Regions from separate parts of the Homo sapiens genome. Here region 2 is linked to region 1. A link is a loop called in an ENCODE intact Hi-C map of the cell type or tissue named here. Cell type or tissue: ovary. All regions are shown on one strand. Region 1 overlaps NTN1 (netrin 1). Region 2 overlaps STX8 (syntaxin 8).

Region 1 (8,000 bases):
GCTTACAGTTTGCAGGGAGTCCCTAGGGCCTTTTCAACAATGGCAGGGGTTTGGATTTTATTCTAGAAGAATAGCATGTGCCAGAAATGTTGGGTGGTGGGCCTGTGGCTGGTTTTTATACTCTTGCTTTATTGTCTTAGGTATATTTTAAAATTTACTGCAATGAGGATACAATTCTTGTGTTAGAAAGAAAGAAACACTAAAAATAGTCTAAGGTGAGGCTTTTTTTTTTTTTTTTTTTTTTTTTTTTTTTTCAGATGGAGTCTCACTCTGTAGCCCAAGCTGGAGTGCAGTGGTGTGATCTTGGCTCACTGCAACCTCCACCTCCCAGGTTCAAGCGATTCTCCCGCCTCAACCTCCCAAGTAGCTGGGATTACAGGCACCTGCCATCATGCACAGCTAATTTTTGTATTTTTGTAGAGATGGGCTTTCACCATGTTGGCCAAGTTGGTCTTGAACTCCTGAGCTCAGGTGATCCGCTTGCCTCGGCCTCCCAAAGTGTTGGGATTACAGATGTGAGCGACCGGCCGAGGTGAGGCTCTTCTTAGCGAGGATGAGGACCATTTACTTACAAGGGGTGGGAATCCTATAGTAAATGACATCTGTATTCAACAAAGTGACATTTCTATTTCCAATCTATAGAGCTTCTGCTGTGGAGAAGTGCTACCCCCTCCCCAGGAGACAGCAGAAGAGTGTGTGTGTGTGTGTGTGTGTGGGTGTGGGGGTGTGTGTGTGTGTGCACGCACATGTGCCTGTGTGTGTGAGGTTTCATCCTCTCCCTGAATGCCAACTGTGTGCATGGTAAGGTGGCTGGGAGTGAGGACAGTGCCATAGCCAGGGTGGCTGTAGACAGCTCCCTGAGGGGTAGCCCATGAACAAGACCTAAACGGTGCAAAGGAGGCAGGGCAGGAAGGTCTGAGGGAAGAGGGTTCCAAGCAGGAGGAGCAGCCTGTGCAAAGGCCCTGAGGCAGGACCCAGCTCGGCATGGTTCAGGGACTGGATGAAAGTTGGAGTTCCTTGCACGGACGGAAGGACAGGGGCAGCAGCTGAGAGATGAGTCCCAGAGCTTGAGGGGCCATGGGAGCTGGATAGGGTTTGACTTCTTTTTTAAATGTCATGCAAAGCCACCCCAGGGGCCTGGCCTGGCCCAGGTCACCTAGGGCTGCTGGGTTTCATCACATAGGGCAGAGGCTGGCTTTTGCTCTCACCCTCTCAGGGACGGTGCCCTGACTGCCCAGGCCCCACCTCATGCCCAAGGTTACCAGAACGTGCTCTCCACTCCGTACCATGGTTACAAAGAGCCAGGGTCTGGCTCTCAGGAGCCTAGACTGTCATTCTGCTGCCTGAGCTACATTCTGTCTCAGGGACTGCAACTATGTATTCAGGTGAGGAAGCATGGGTGTGAGTTTTTTATACCGGCAAACTGAAGCACTGGGTCCTCTTCCTGCACCAAGCTGGGGTCCTCGGGGCTTCGCTGGTCAGAGGGGGCCCTGGTGCCCTGGCCCCCACCAAGTGCTGCCCAGGGAAGCCCTGCCCTTTCTTTCTGCTGCCTCCCTAGTTGTGGCCACCTTCTCTGATGGTTCCCTTTGGTGCACCAACAGGGGCAGAGGCAGGCTCCTGGAGGTGCACACAGCTGTGCAATGCACACCCAGGGCCAAGGCCTGCCTTCCTGTATACTGTCTCCTAGAGAGCCACCCACTGGGACAGCCTCAAACACCAGGCCTGAGTCTGACAGGTCCGCTCTGGCCCCCTGCAATATCGATTTTCCTTTCTTCCTCAAGAGCAAACCCTAATGTCTCCAATCTAGAATACTCTTCTTCAAAGATTCCCTTGCAGCTCACCGTGGCCATGAATCTACTTCTGGCCCCAGGACGTAAGTGGAAATCTACTGAGCAGGGCTGCAGGGAAAGGGTTCACATCCAACCTATGATCTGGGGTCATTCACCATTCCAAGTTCTTCATCAGTAAAATGTGGTAGTGATGATGGTCATAACTGCTACCCATTCACAGGATTTAGGAGGAAATGACTATGGTGCCGTGAGATGGGTAAGGGGAGGTCAGAGATGGTCTCAGCTGTGTCCTGAAGGATGAGAAGGTGCTGCCAACTGCATGTGATGGGCTCCAGGTGGCCTCCGACTCTGCAGCTGAGAGTGGAGGGTGAATGATGGCAGGCCAGTGGGAAAGGCAGGGCCAGATCCTGGGGCCTCTTGAGGCCAGGAGGAGAGCTGAGATCTGAGATGCAGTGTCCTGGGTCCAGTCCTTAGCAGATACAGGAAAATGGGTTGGTGTGGTGGGATCTGGCTGATGCAGCCCTGTCTCCGGACAGGAGCAAGGTCCCTTTCTTGGCTGTGCCACAGGCCTAGAGCCAGGCAGGGCTGGGGATGAAGAGTACATCAGGCCCAAGGGGGCGTCTACTCCTCCCCTGGAGTGCACGGTGGTAGAATCCTATTATTTGCAAAATAATATCTGGAAAAAACAGGACCTAAGCTCTTGGGTATTAGGAGAAGCCGGAGGCCATGAATGCCTTTCCCCTTGGCACTTGTGCTTGGAATCTGTTCCTGTGCCACTTCCCTGTGTAGCCTTCCTCTCAGCCCCAGGCACAAGAAAACCTCCAGGTTCTTAGCGCCCATTTCCTGGTCTGGGATTTTCTGTCTGCCTCCTCCCCTGGCAAATCGGACCTTGGTGTCCCAGCACCTAGCACAGTGCAGGTCACCGCTGACTGCTCAGCGAACCCACTGGCACATACACTCTGGACAATAAGCTGACTGCGGCTGTCTCTGTGAGACACCAAAGCTGCCTGGACCAACGAACCCACAAACACAGGCTCCCCAAACAAAAGACGTCAGCCAGCACCCTTTGCAATTATTCTGATGATACCCCTGAGACAGCCTGGGTAAAGGGCTTAGGCTTTATTTATTTATTTATTTAGAGATGGAGTGTCGATCTGTGGCCTAGGCTGGAGTGCAATGGCATGATCTCAGCTCACTGCAACCTCCGCCTTCCAGGTTCAAGCGATTCTTCTGCCTCAGCCTCCCGAGTAGCTGGGATTACAGGCACACACCACTACGCCTGGCTAATTTTTGTATTTTTGGTAGAGATGGGGTTTCACCATATTGGCCAGGCTGGTCTCGAACTCCTGACCTCATGATCCACCTGCCTCAGCCTCCCAAAGTGCCGGGATTACAGGCGTGAGCCACTGCACCCAGCTGGTTTAGGCATCTTTTAAACCTGCCAAACTCTTTGACAACAAAGAGGGCACGAGTTGGGCTGGAGAGGGTTTGAGTGGCACCAGAAATCAGAAGGCCATGCCACCTTTAACAGATGTACAGCTAATATCTGAAAAATGGGACCCTTGAGCTCTGAATCAGAAGGCTTTTCTGCAGGCCTCAGCCTGCTGTCTATGGGGTGTGGGGTGTTAGTTGGACAAGAACATCTCTTCCTGGACCCCAGGATACAATCCGCGGCTCCAGTGGCAATGGTCTCAGACTACTGATGAGCTTCAGGGCTGCAGGATGCTGGGAAGTGGAAAGGATCTAGCAGGACAGAGGGGGTGGCAGACAGGCGACCAAGGAACTCAAAATGCTGGCTCTGTGACTTACAAAGCTGTGTGTCCTTGGACACATTGCTGCACTTCTCTGAACCTCCGATTCCTCATTTATTAAGCGGGGGTGAGCGTTTGTAACAATCTTTTAAAGTTCCAGCGAGATGAAGCCCGACATGACAGGCACTAAAAAATGTTGGCTCTCATTATCTTTACTCTAGTTTAGGAGCCATGGCAGAAAAGCAATTTTATTGTATTACTGGCACATCCAATTATTTTAAACCCAAAGATATTTCTCACTCAAGTATGTCCTTGATTCACTGAATAATGGCTGACCTCTGGCTGTTCTGAAAAGCAACTCCATCTGTAGCGGATGTGGTTCCTTCACGGCACTTGTCACCCTGTGCAGTGATACATTTTTCAGTTTGGTTTGTTTATTGTATCTCTTCCTCCCCAAAGTGAAGTCTTCACTGCTGTATCCCCAGGGCCCGGGACACATAACAAGCCCTCAATAAATATTTGTTGAGCAAGTTCAATAAAAACGGGCGCAGCTGCCACCACTGTGCGGCAGACAAAGTGACCCTCAGCCGAGCAATTCCGGCACTCCCATACTCCAAAGGTGGAAGTCACCAGGCTCGAGTCTCTGTAAACAGCCGAAAAGTAAAGGCTCCAAGCAGGAATCGGAAGGGCAGAAAAAGGCAATTTTGGAAAATGCTGCAAAACTTAAAAAGCGAAGCTTGGAGAGTGTGGCTCCGTGCCTGGGGAGGAGAGCAGGAGCCGATAAATCTTCCCTCTCCAGGGAGGTTTGAAGGGCTTTGGTGTTTTGTTTGGACTTTAATAACACAGATCCTAAATCCACTGCCTTATGATGAAAATATATTTGCAGATTTAAAAATATGGGGCATTGGATTCTGAGGGCAGCTCTCACAGGAGGAGCCAGGAAGGTTCCGAGGCTGGGTGACCTCCTGAGGATGAAATCCCCTCCCAGGCTGCCTGGCCTGGAAGCCCATCCCGTGTCATTCCTGCCTAGTGCACCGGGACCCCCAAAGGGAAGGCACGGAGAGGCACGCTGGGGTGGACTTCTGGGAGGGGGCAAGCCTGCCAGGCTTTTTCTACCTGAGCCGCCCCAGCCCCCTCCCCCCGAGGGCAGGGCAGTCTGCAGCCTGGCTCAGGGGTGGGGTGGCCGGGCTGGGAGAGGTTGGGGGCTGCACTGACCATGTGAGATGGGAGCTCAACCCCTCTTCTCCACTTGGAACAAGAGGGTGCAAATGAGTCCCCAGCAGGCTCTTTCTTTTTGCTGAACAAGATGGATTGGAAAACAAATTGGCTCAAATAAAGCATGTAATTAGATTAAAGCCTCTTGCCCAGAGCATTTGGGACTGCAAAAAGCCCTCCTGACTGGAGGCAGGAGACCTCAGCTGGCTGAACCAGCTCCTGGACATCCAGAATTTTCTCTTGACCCTCAGCTGCTCAGTCCCAGTCCTCCCCAGCCAGTGTCAACTCTGCTGAGGAAATTGCTTCTACCGCGAAGTCACCCCAGACCCTGCTCTGCCACCAGTCCCAGACCTAGGGGTCACCCTGTTCCCAGCCTACAGATGCTGCCTCAGCCTCAGAGGCATGCCCCAGTTGGAGCTCAGCCCGTCTGCGGCAGGAGCAACCGGAATGGTGATGAGTCTACACCTGCCAAGCTCTCACCAAAGTGCTTTCCACCCAATGTCCCGAGTAAGCTGCACAGCCACATAGGAAGAGGCAGTTCGGGTGGTATTAGGACGGCCATGGCCATTACACACAGGAGAAAACAGAGGTACAAGTGTTCAGCATCCAAAGTCACTGGCCGGTGGGGGCCCATTCCCTAACACAGCTGCCTTCCACTCCAGCACAGGACAGAGGGGTCTCTTTCCATACACAGAGCCATGGCAACCTGTTGACTAGTGAGTACTGACCCTTAACCTCCCCCCATCGCAATGCAGGAGCTGCCCCTTCTCTCTCTCTCTCTGAGACAGGGTCTCCCTTTGTCACCCCAGCTGGAGCGCAGAGGCGCAATCACAGCTCACTGCAGCCTCGAACCCGTGGGCTCCAATGATCCTACTTAGCCTCCCACGTAGCTAGGACTACAGGTGCACACAACCAAACATAGCTAATTTATTATTTTTTGTAGAGATGAGGTCTCACTATGTTGCCCAGGCTGGTCTCGAAGTCTCAGGCTCAAGTGATCCTCCTGCTCTGGCCTCCCAAAGTGTTAGGATTACAGGCATGAGCCACTGCACCTGGCTGCCCCTTTTCAAGGGACCATCCTTTTGGCTTCCCAGCCCTCAGGCAGAACCTCCGTGTAGCTTCCTCTACCCCCATCTATTCTTGCCACCATACCCTTCCCCAAATAGTGCCCTCATGTCCATGAGGCTTCCTGCCCCTCCTCCCACCAGCCAAGCCTTTAGGAGATAAAGTGGTGTTCACAGCCTTCCAGGGGAAGTGGGCCACATTCAAGAAGTTGCTGCACTTGAGAGAGCAAGTTTCTCTTCCTGCACCTGTTTCTGAAGTTCCTCATCCAAATGGCAGATAAGTTCTGGCTCTTAATGGTAATGAAAGCCCAGGCAGGGAAGAAGAGAAAGAAAAGAAGAAAGTGTGAAACCTGGAGTTCCTATTTTGAAAGGCCTGATAATGAGCAACATATCTTCAGAAAAAAAAAAAAATGAGGGTTGACAGCACTGATGGAAAGCAAGTGAACAGGCAGCACACAGACCACCGGTTACTCTACCCAACCTCATGGCAGGCATCACTAATCAACCACAGCACCCTAATGGGGCCCAGAACTCAGTAAGGTATTCCTCATTGACGTCCTTCAACTTCCAAGCTCTGCATCCTACAGTGGCTATTTGGGAGGGTAGCTGTGTCTCTGCCTGGTATGTGAAGGGTAGGGAGTTGCTTAGTGGGGAAGCTGATGCATCCTTGCTATCCCCGATTCACTGCCATTTGCCACCGACTGATAGACTGGACGCAGGCCACAGAATCCACCCCCTTGGAACTGAAAGGGTTGCTTGGCTCACGCCTGTAATCCCGACACTTTGGGAGGCCGAGGCAGGCAGATCACATGAGGCCAGGAGTTCGAGACCAGCCTGGCCAGTGTGGCGAAACCCTGTCTCTACTAAAAAATACAAAACTTAGCAGGGTGTGGTGGTGGGCGCCTGTAGTCCCAGCTACTCAGAAGGCTGAGGCAGAAGAATCACTTGAACCCAGGAGGTGGAGGCTGCAGTGAGCTGACATGGCGCCACTGCACTCCAGCCTGGGCAACAGAGACTCTGTCAGAAAGAAAGAGAGAGAGAGAGAGAGAAAGAGATAGAGAAAGAGAGAGAGAAGGAGAGAGAGAGAGAGAGAAACAGAGGAAGAGAAGAGAAAGAAAAGGAAGGAAGGAAGGAAGGAAGGAAGGAGGGAAGGAAGGAAGGAACGGTTACTAAGGGTGGTCTATCCTTGCACTCCTGTTGCCATTCCCATTCTCTTAATCTCCCTGAATCTCCCTCATCACCGATCCTAGGACTGGACAGGACTGCCATCAGCTGAGCCTCACCTGACTTCTGTCACCCCACAGATGGCCTTATCTCCACTTTCTGGCACAGCCCAGCACAAGCCTTCCATCTGTTTCACCCTCAGAACAGCCTTCAAAACTTTTGAAGAAGGAGCCCCTCCCCTTCCAAGGCTTCCTGGTTCCTTCAAACTTAGAGGGCATGGTTTTTAGAAACCCCATTATGCTGCTTCCTCTTCCTAGACTCTCTGGTCCTCAGTTCTTTTTCTTTTCTTCCTTTTTTCTTTTCCTTTTTTTATGAGACAGAGTCTCACTCTGATGCCCAGGCTGGAGTGCGGTGGCATGATCTCAGCTCACTGCAACCTCCACCTCCCGGGTTCAAGTGATTCTCCTGCCTCATCCTCCCAAGTAGCTGGGATTACAGGCGCCCACCACCACGCCTGGCTAATTTTTTTTGTATTTTTTAGTAGAAACAGGGTTTCACCATGTTGGCCAGGCTGCTCTCAAGCTCCTGACCTCAAGTGATCTGCCCGCCCCAGCCTCCCAAAGTGCTGGGATTACAGGGGTTAGCCACCGCGCCCAACCAGTCCTCAGTTCTTGATATGAGAATTGAAGAGACCAGCCATTTCCTCCCTACTTTACAGACATCTATGTTGAGCCTGAAAGTGCTTCAGATTCTTTGGAAGGTATGATAGAAACCTCCAAGTGTTGTAAACTGGAGCCACTTATCTGTTTATCTTCATTCTCTGGAATACAGGTGAGAACTAGGCAGTAAGAGGTTCAAACAGTCAAACTACTATCACAAAGGAATCAACACATTGGCAGGAGGAGGGAACAGCTGGCAAACAGAGGGCAAAGAAGAGGCAGAAAATTATGAAACCAGCCGGGCATGGTGGCTCACACCTGTAATCCCAGCACTTTGGGAGGCCAAGGCAGGCGGAT
Region 2 (8,000 bases), 58 kb before region 1:
TGCTGGGATTACAGGCGTGAGCCACTGCACCCGGCCTGGCCTCAAATACTTCTACTGATCCTTCTTGCTGATAGAATCCATGCACAACAGCTTTTACGCCAACCATGTTCTAGAATTGATGGCTTGGGATCTTGTCCACTTGTTTTCAGTAGGCTCAGTAGTGACATTGTTGAATCTGCCCACATTGCCTGCAGGTCTGTGTCTCAGAGCTGAGTCGGGGTTGAAGAGCACCAGTTCTGGCTCTGAGTTTTTACTTAGGAATGCCAGCTGTTTGCTGCCACACTAACAGCCAACTCCGAAAATGGCAGCCTCCCTATGTGAAGGACCACTTTTAGGGATCCTCAGATAATCTGCTGTTCACAGGAGGACGTCTTTAGGGTGGTGAATTGTTTGGGGATAGTACTGAATCGGGGGGACATCACTGCGGCCTCATCCCCCAAGATGAAGGACAGGCTCTTGCACTGCAGAGTGTGAATACTCCTGTTTGCATACCATGTGCTCGGGGTCAGAGCTCTGCAGCCTGACTGCCCCTTTGCTCTTGTGTATTTCCTAGATCAAACTCTAAGCCCCGCTGCCACTTTTGGTAAGAGGCTCCTTTTCCACGATCCAGTGTAGAGCAACTTTGAAGTCTCTCTCTCTCTCTTTTTTTTTTTTTTTGTTCTTACTCCACCAATCTTCATGGTGCCCACAGGGCTCACAACTCTGAGGCTCTCGTGTTGCTCCTAGTGAAAGGTTAGCAGTTGACCAGTGTGCTGAGTTGGTTGCGCCCTAGTTCTGCCATTAAGCATCTCACTGCAGCAATATCCTTAAATTAGGGTTCCAAGGCCTAGAGAGGAGAGCATATGGGAGGGTCTGGGTAGAAGATGCATATCCCTTCCGTGAGAACAAATCTGAATGGCCTTTCATTGAAATGCTCTTAATTTAAGCTTTTTTTTTTTTTTTTTTCTTTTTAGGCAGAGTTTCACTCTTGTTCCCCAGGCTGGAGTGCAATGGCACGATCTCAGCTCACTGCAACCTCCGCCTCCCGGGTTCAAGTGATTCTCCTGCCTCAGCCTCCTGAGCAGCTGAGATTACAGGCACCCACCACCACGCCCAGCTAATTCTTTCGTATTTTTAGTAGAGATGGGATTTCACCATGTTGGCCATGCTGGTCTTGAACTCCTGACCTCAGATGATCCACCTGCCTCTGGCTCCCAAAGTGCTGGGATTACAGGCATGAGCCACTGTGCCTGGTGAATTTAAGCATTTTTATACATATAGGTATACAGGCTGTTGGAGGATTTTTTGAGTGCATAAATCTCAAAGTCTGTTTTCATGATAGAGTCTGTAGAGTGAGCTAGAGAAGGTTTTCAAGAAAAGCCTGGCAGCCATGTTTGGTTGTACTGAGAGTAGTTGCGCCCGATGGCAGGAGGCTGCTGCGTTCAGCTCAGAGGTCTCACTCGTGCTGTGGTGTCACACAACACGGGGGATATGGGCAGCATTGAGCACTGAAGGCCATCACACATGGGGAAGGGTCATAGCGCTTTCTATCCAAAGATTGGAGATCAGGAATGCCACGTTGGTAGCAAGAACAATTTCCAGCAGGTGAGACTAGTAGCTAATCTCAGTTGAGAAGGTACCATAAGCCGGGTAGTATGCTTGGCACTCAGCATTTTCTCTCTTTTTGTCTCCATGATGGCTCTGAGAGTGGAGGGTTATTATTCTCCCACTTTTCGGCATAGAGGATTGGGTCCCTTACTCAAATGACAGTGCCATGGTCTGAACACGTGCAGTCTGCCCTCGCAGCCCATGGTGTTTCAGCTCTTATGCCATACAGCTTCCAAAGAGGGAAACCCTGAACTCACACACGCGTTCACCCTTTCACACACTCTGTCATTTTGCCGCATACGTGGGAAGTGACACACAGTACTGGAAGCTAGTGGGCCAGGGAGCTTCAGACTGCGGAATGTTGACCACTTGAAAGTAGAGATGACCTTTTGAACACAGGAGAGCCCATTTTTTCTGCCCCGACAAAGGGGACAGGCTTCAGAGCCACACTGAATAACTATGACAAATGTTGTGGTTACTTGGGAAAAGACTTGGCTGAAAGCAAAAGGCCCACGTCTGGCCGCTCTCTCATCAGCCCCTTATTTTTCTTTTCTCCCACTGCCCTTAAACAGTCATATTTCTTCTGCCCTCCCCACCGTGGCCCTTGGTTATATATAGTCCATGTCACCTTGGAGGCCAGAGGAATGTGGAGATGAGTTGGGGGCCAAAGTAGCCTCCAGGATGACAGAGTGGCTCTCCACCCAGAGCACCAGAAGCGGCACTAGTGATCCCACCTTACTGGAAATGCATTTACCTGAATTCTTCTACACTCTTGGTGACATCGTGTGTCTACTATTTCATCCTACTTCCACCACCGTGACCTGGCTTCCTCTTGATTTCAGCCACCAGCTGGTGGCCAACACTTTGCAGCTCTCAGCCAGCACGGCGCTGAAGTAAAACGGCCGCTAATACAGGCAAGCGTCATCAGTTTCAGAAGCACACTTCTCATCTGGGCATAGAATAGTCCAGAAGGGCCATCTGAGGAAGAGCTGCTGTCCAGGAGGTGGCTCACTGCTTCTCACTTCAGAAAGGACCCCATGTCCTCACAGACCAAGCAGGCTCCGGTGCGCTGGCTGGGGCACCCCTGTTCTGGAAAGTGCTGGCACCCACTGCCAACTTCTTCCTCTCCAATCTCCTTTTTCTCCACTCCATAATAACACCCCTCTGTGTTTCCAGTTGTCATTACGTCACCCTTCATTCCAACCAACTTTTGTAATGTGTTATTTCTAAGCCTACATCTTATTAACGTTTAAGGATGGCAGTTTCCTGATGGCGTGTAGGAAGGCACCCTAGTCTTACCCGCAATGTTTCCAAATCCCACTCTAGGATGTCTGGTTTATGGACCATATCAGCACTCCCTCCCTGGTATCCCTAGGACTCGAGGGAAAGGGGGTGTGTGCCTTTCAGCCACCCCGTATGATAAGCAATAGGGGAAGAGGAGCTGGATTTTCTTTCTAGCACTTACCGCCTTCTAGTCCACTACATTAGTTACTGATCTGGGTTTTTGTCTGTCTTCACACACTGAAGCCCCCCTCCAGCGCCCCCAACAAACACACACTAGGACGTCAGTTTGGTGAGGGCAGAGCTTTTTGTCTGTTTGGTTCATTGTTGCAGCCCCAGTGCCTAGAACAGTGCCTGGCAGGTGCTCAGGCAACATGTGTTAAATCAAAAGCCACAACAGAGATGCAGGACACAGAGGATATCAGTGTTATTTCTGCTTTCCCAACCACGTCAGGAGTGAGGACCTTCTGTTTCATTTGTTGAGTAAACGTGTATTGAGCTGCTCAATGTGTAACGTATATAATGTATACAAAGTGGATAGCAAGTGCCTAGCGCCAGTAATGGTGCCGGGCATGGCTCTTGTTAGAAGCACTGTGGTGGCAGGGGCAATGTGCATTTGCCCGGGACCTGCCTGAGCCAGGCCCCCAGTGGGCCCATACACAGTGTGCCCAGGAAAGGAGGGATCCCCAGTGGGAAGGCTCTAAGCGACTAGCGTGCCCCATCCAGAGTGTTCTTGTTAGCTTTGTTTCAAGAGGGTGAGCTCTCCTGCCCCAATCTGGGCCCCAGAAACCTCTTGCCCTGGAACTGGAGCCCATCTCATATTCACTTTGACTCTTTAGGACATCTATAGTATTAATCAAAGATTGCTTGTAAAATAATAGGATATGTGACCGTGAAAGAGAAAAGTTTGGAATTTGGGAAGGTGACAGCTTTTTTTTTTTTTTTTTTTTCTTTTCAGACTGGGTCTTGTTCTCTCACCCAGGCTGGAGTGCAGTGGCACAATCATGGCTCACTGTAACCTCTACCTCCTGAACTCAAGTGATCCTCCCACCTTAGCCTCCTGAGTACCTGGGACCACAGGTGTGTGCCATCACACCTAGGTAATTTTATTCTTATTTTTTTTGTAGAGATGAGGTCTCCCTATGGAGCCTAGGCTGGTCTCAAACTCCTGGGCCCAAGAGATCCTCCCACCTCAGCCTCCCAAAGTACTGGGATTACAGGCGTGAGCCACTGCACCTGGCCTTTCTTTTCTCATCTTCTTTACTTTCCGAAGTTACTATGATATATGCATATTGTTTTAAATGCTTTTTCTACTTGAAAATTTAAAACCACATGAAGCATTACTAGTTCACTAGAAATGCCCAGAAAAGGATTTGCCTTCTTGTTCTTATATTACTACTGAGAATTGTTGTTTGCAGTTTGGCAGAACCTACCCATTCTGGTTATCTATTGCTGTGTTTAAAAAATCAGGCTGGGTGCAGTGGCTCATGCCTGTAATCACAGAACTTTGGGAGGTCGAGGAGGGAGGATTGCTTGAGCCCAGGAGTTTGAGACCAGCCCTGGGAACACAGGGAGACCTCATCTCTACACAAAATTTAAAAATTATCCAAGTATGGTGGCATGCACATGTGGTCCCATCTTCTCAGGAGGCTGACGTGGGGGGATCACTTGAGCTCAGAAGGTGGAGGCTACAGTGAGCCGTGACCATGCCACTGCACTCCAGCCTGGGCGACAGAGTAAGACCCTGTCTCAAAAAAGGTAAAAGATCACCCCAAATTTGGCAATGTAAAACAATTGTTTTGCTACACTTCACAATTCTGTGGGTTAGGAATTTGAAAAGGGCTCTGCTGCCTGGCTCTGGCTGAAGATTTTCATGCAGTTGTAATATAGTCAGTATAGTGGTGAAGCTGGAACCCAGTGGGGCTGGCTGGGCATCTCTTTTCTCTGTCTTCTCATGATCTCAGGGTCCTTCCATGTGGTCTCTCCATTTGGACTAATTGGGCTTCCTTGCAGCATGGCAGCCTTCTAGCAGTTGAACTACTCACATGGTGACTATCCTGAAGGAGCAAGGTGGAAGGGTGTGTAATCTTTATGACCCAGAGTCGAAAGTCACAGAGTGTCACTTCTGCCATATTCTGTTGGTGAGGTAGTCACAAAGGGCTTATCAGGTTCAAGGGGAGGGGACCCAGGTCCTACCTCTTGATGAGAGCAATGTCAAAGTCACATCATATGAAGAGTATGTGGTTTGGGAGAGAGAAATGCCGTCAGAAAATACAATTAGCGAGACTATCAAAATAAAAAATGCACATACTCTTTGCCCCAGGATTCCATATGTAGGAATCTATCCTACAGAAATTCGTGTACACGTGCACAAAGGTTTATGTTCAAAGATGTTTACTGCAGCATTCCTTTTCATAGCAAAAATTTTGAAATAACCTCAAAGTCTAGTAACAGGGTATCTTTTGAACAAATTAAGGTATAAAATAGTCTGCAGCCACTAAAAAGATTAAAGGTAGGTCTCTGTGAAAGACATTTAAGACAAATTAAGTGAAAAAAGCTAGTCATTAGATACTACTTATATTAGAATTCCATATGAGACGGAGTTTCATTCTTGTTACCCAGGCTGGAGTGCAATGGCGCGATCTCGGCTCACTGCAACCTCCGCCTCCCAGGTTCAAGCGATCTCCTGCCTCAGCCTCCCAAGTAGCTGGGATTACAGGCATGTGCCACCATGCCCGGCTAATTTTTTTGTATTTTTAGTAGAGGATGGGGTTTCTCCATTTTGGTCAGGCTGGTCTCGAACTCCCGACCTCAGGTAATCCACCCTCCTCAGCCTCCCAAAGTGCTGGGATTACAGGTGTGAGCCACCGCACGCACCCGTCCCTTTTTGCTTATTTTTTAGAGACAGGATCTCACTCTGTCACCCAGGCTGGAGTGCAGTCAACAGATATTTCTGTTGGGACTTTAGCCCCTTCAGAGTAAGGAGATGCAACCCAGACGGGGTGTCCTCAGAGGCAACATCTTGGGACTATCCTTTCAAGACTAAAGTAGTAAAGCAAAAGCATGCTAATATGACTTTTATGTTTTTCCAATTAACTAGACACAACTGGTGATTTTTGCTGATCACTCTGCTAAAAGATCTTGGTTGCAAATAAGCAGAGATGACTTTGGCTCGTTTAGGTTAAAAAACATGTAATTTGTGGCCGAGCGTGGTGGCTCATGCCTGTATCCTACCACTTTGGGAGGCAGGTGGATCACAAGATCTGGAGATCAAGACCATCCTGGCCAACATGGTGAAACCCTGTGTCTACTAAAAATACAAAAATTAGCCGGGCATGTTGGCACGCACCTGTAGTCCCAGCTACTCGGGAGGCTGAGGCAGGAGAATTGCTTGAACCTGGGAGGCGGAGGCTGCAGTGAGCCGAGATCTCGCCACTGCACTCTAGCCTGGCGACAGAGCAAGACTCTGTCTCAAAAAAAACAAAAAAACAAAACAAAACAAAAAAAACAAAAAACACCAAAAAACAAAGAAACAAAAAACATGTAATTTATTTGAGTGATGTTGAGTTATTTGCAGGAACCCGAGGGATGATTGAGCCAACCAAGTATAAAGACAAGTCTGAGCAAAGGCAGGGCCTGGGACCTCCCGAGCTAAGTTTGTGGCCCACCCCTCGAGTGTTACCATTACTGTGACTGAACCCCAATTGTGCTCAGTTCAAAATCCAAAATCCCTGGAGAAGAGAACCTTGTTGGCCTCACTTGAGGTCTGTTGCATCAGCTGTGCGTATGGAGGCAGGGTTAAGTTGAACAGACACGGCTACTGGGCCACCCCAGGAATATGTTGTTTCGATGTATGGAACGCAGGGCTCAATTCAGATCTACCCCATAGTCTTTTGCGTGTTGGTCAAATGATTTCCTTTTAACAAATGAGATAAGCATTTGGTGTATTGACAAAGCCTTATGGTAGCAGCGATGCCTCTCTGCCCTGCCTTTGTAGAACTTTGGTAGTAATACCCTGGTGTCGCCCTGCCAGGTGTCCCTAATTGGTGCCAGGTAAAGTATCCAAATAGGACAAACGGAGGGGTTTGTAATGCCGAATCCACAGCCTGACTGGAACCTTGCAGGAATCTTCCGACAGTCAAGAGGGAATTGTCAAAACAAGATATCCGTAACAGAGTTCCTGACTGTCTTTTCAAAGACACTTGAATTTCTGCCAGACTCCAGACAGATTCACATTCCCAGGGGTAACACACAGCACAATGAAGGGATATTTCTTAGCAAATATTGACGTGCCAGAGAATTGGCATTAAATTATTGGCTTGACAACTCCTAACCTGCTGCTCTTGGTGGCTGATATGAAGGATTATCTATTTACAATTGAATTCTGCCCTTGACTTGTGGCAGTTGCTGAGCTGAGCTTATTTCAGGGAAGGGAAATGAATAACACCTTAAGAACACAGATGGGGCCTACAAACTATTCAGCACTTTCTGTGCAGGAAGCGACAATAGCGGCAGAGTTTTTACACACTCCCTCTAAGGAACGGCTATCATCTGCAGAGTTTCGTGTTTGTGTTGGGCGTGGGTAGAGATAGGGTTGATTTTTCTGCCTTTCTCATGAGACCCGCAGACCCAGGAAGAGCCAGGTATACGTCTTTGCACCCATTGGACCCGACACACAGTAGGCACTCAACAGATAAGAGATCAGTTCTAGTGTGGGTGAGTCTAAGTCTCTTGGGTAAATCTTACCAGGGCAGTGCTGCTATTCAGCACTGGGACAGCCTCACCAGCCACTCTGACCTGACTCGCCCTGGCCGGGCCGTGAGGTCTCACATGCGGTCTCCACTGACCAAGCGGCGGCCTCACCAGAGTCCTGTGGCCGTGACTGCTGCTCCACGGCCACCTGACGCCCAGCCAGGTGCTCATGCCTGGATCCTAGACCCCAGATCCCAGGAACCTGCCTTTCACTAGGCTGCCGTCCAGCTCTCTGCCCCGTCACCTGCAGTCTTCATTCCTTTTAATTTCCTGCTTCTAGACCAGTCCTTTTTTTCTCTCATCCCAACCCCCACCCCTTCCAGGCCACCTTCTCCTGATTCTCTTGCTCCCTCTGGCCCCCAGATGTCTCTCTTCACACC

What was found. A loop is a pair of places that touch in the nucleus more often than their neighbours do. Peaks named below come from ENCODE experiments on the same cell type or tissue, not always from the same donor. Only the 100,000 strongest peaks of a DNase experiment are listed, where the experiment ranks them.
Region 2: it touches region 1 in a loop (2.7-fold over the local background); 2 of 110 quality-filtered maps call a loop at or near these places.

Annotation. Positions count from the first base shown.
Region 1 is chr17:9,203,160-9,211,159 of GRCh38, reverse strand. The region is part of intron 5 of NTN1 (netrin 1); the gene reads right to left. Among named protein-coding and RNA genes, the nearest start is that of NTN1, 190 kb to the right of the region's middle. In ovary, no CTCF peak of the experiment used is centred here; a DNase peak (open chromatin) is centred at 4,214; H3K4me3 peaks cover 667 bases.
Region 2 is chr17:9,260,942-9,268,941 of GRCh38, reverse strand. The region is part of intron 7 of STX8 (syntaxin 8); the gene reads left to right. Among named protein-coding and RNA genes, the nearest start is that of NTN1, 240 kb to the right of the region's middle. In ovary, no CTCF peak of the experiment used is centred here; no DNase peak of the experiment used is centred here.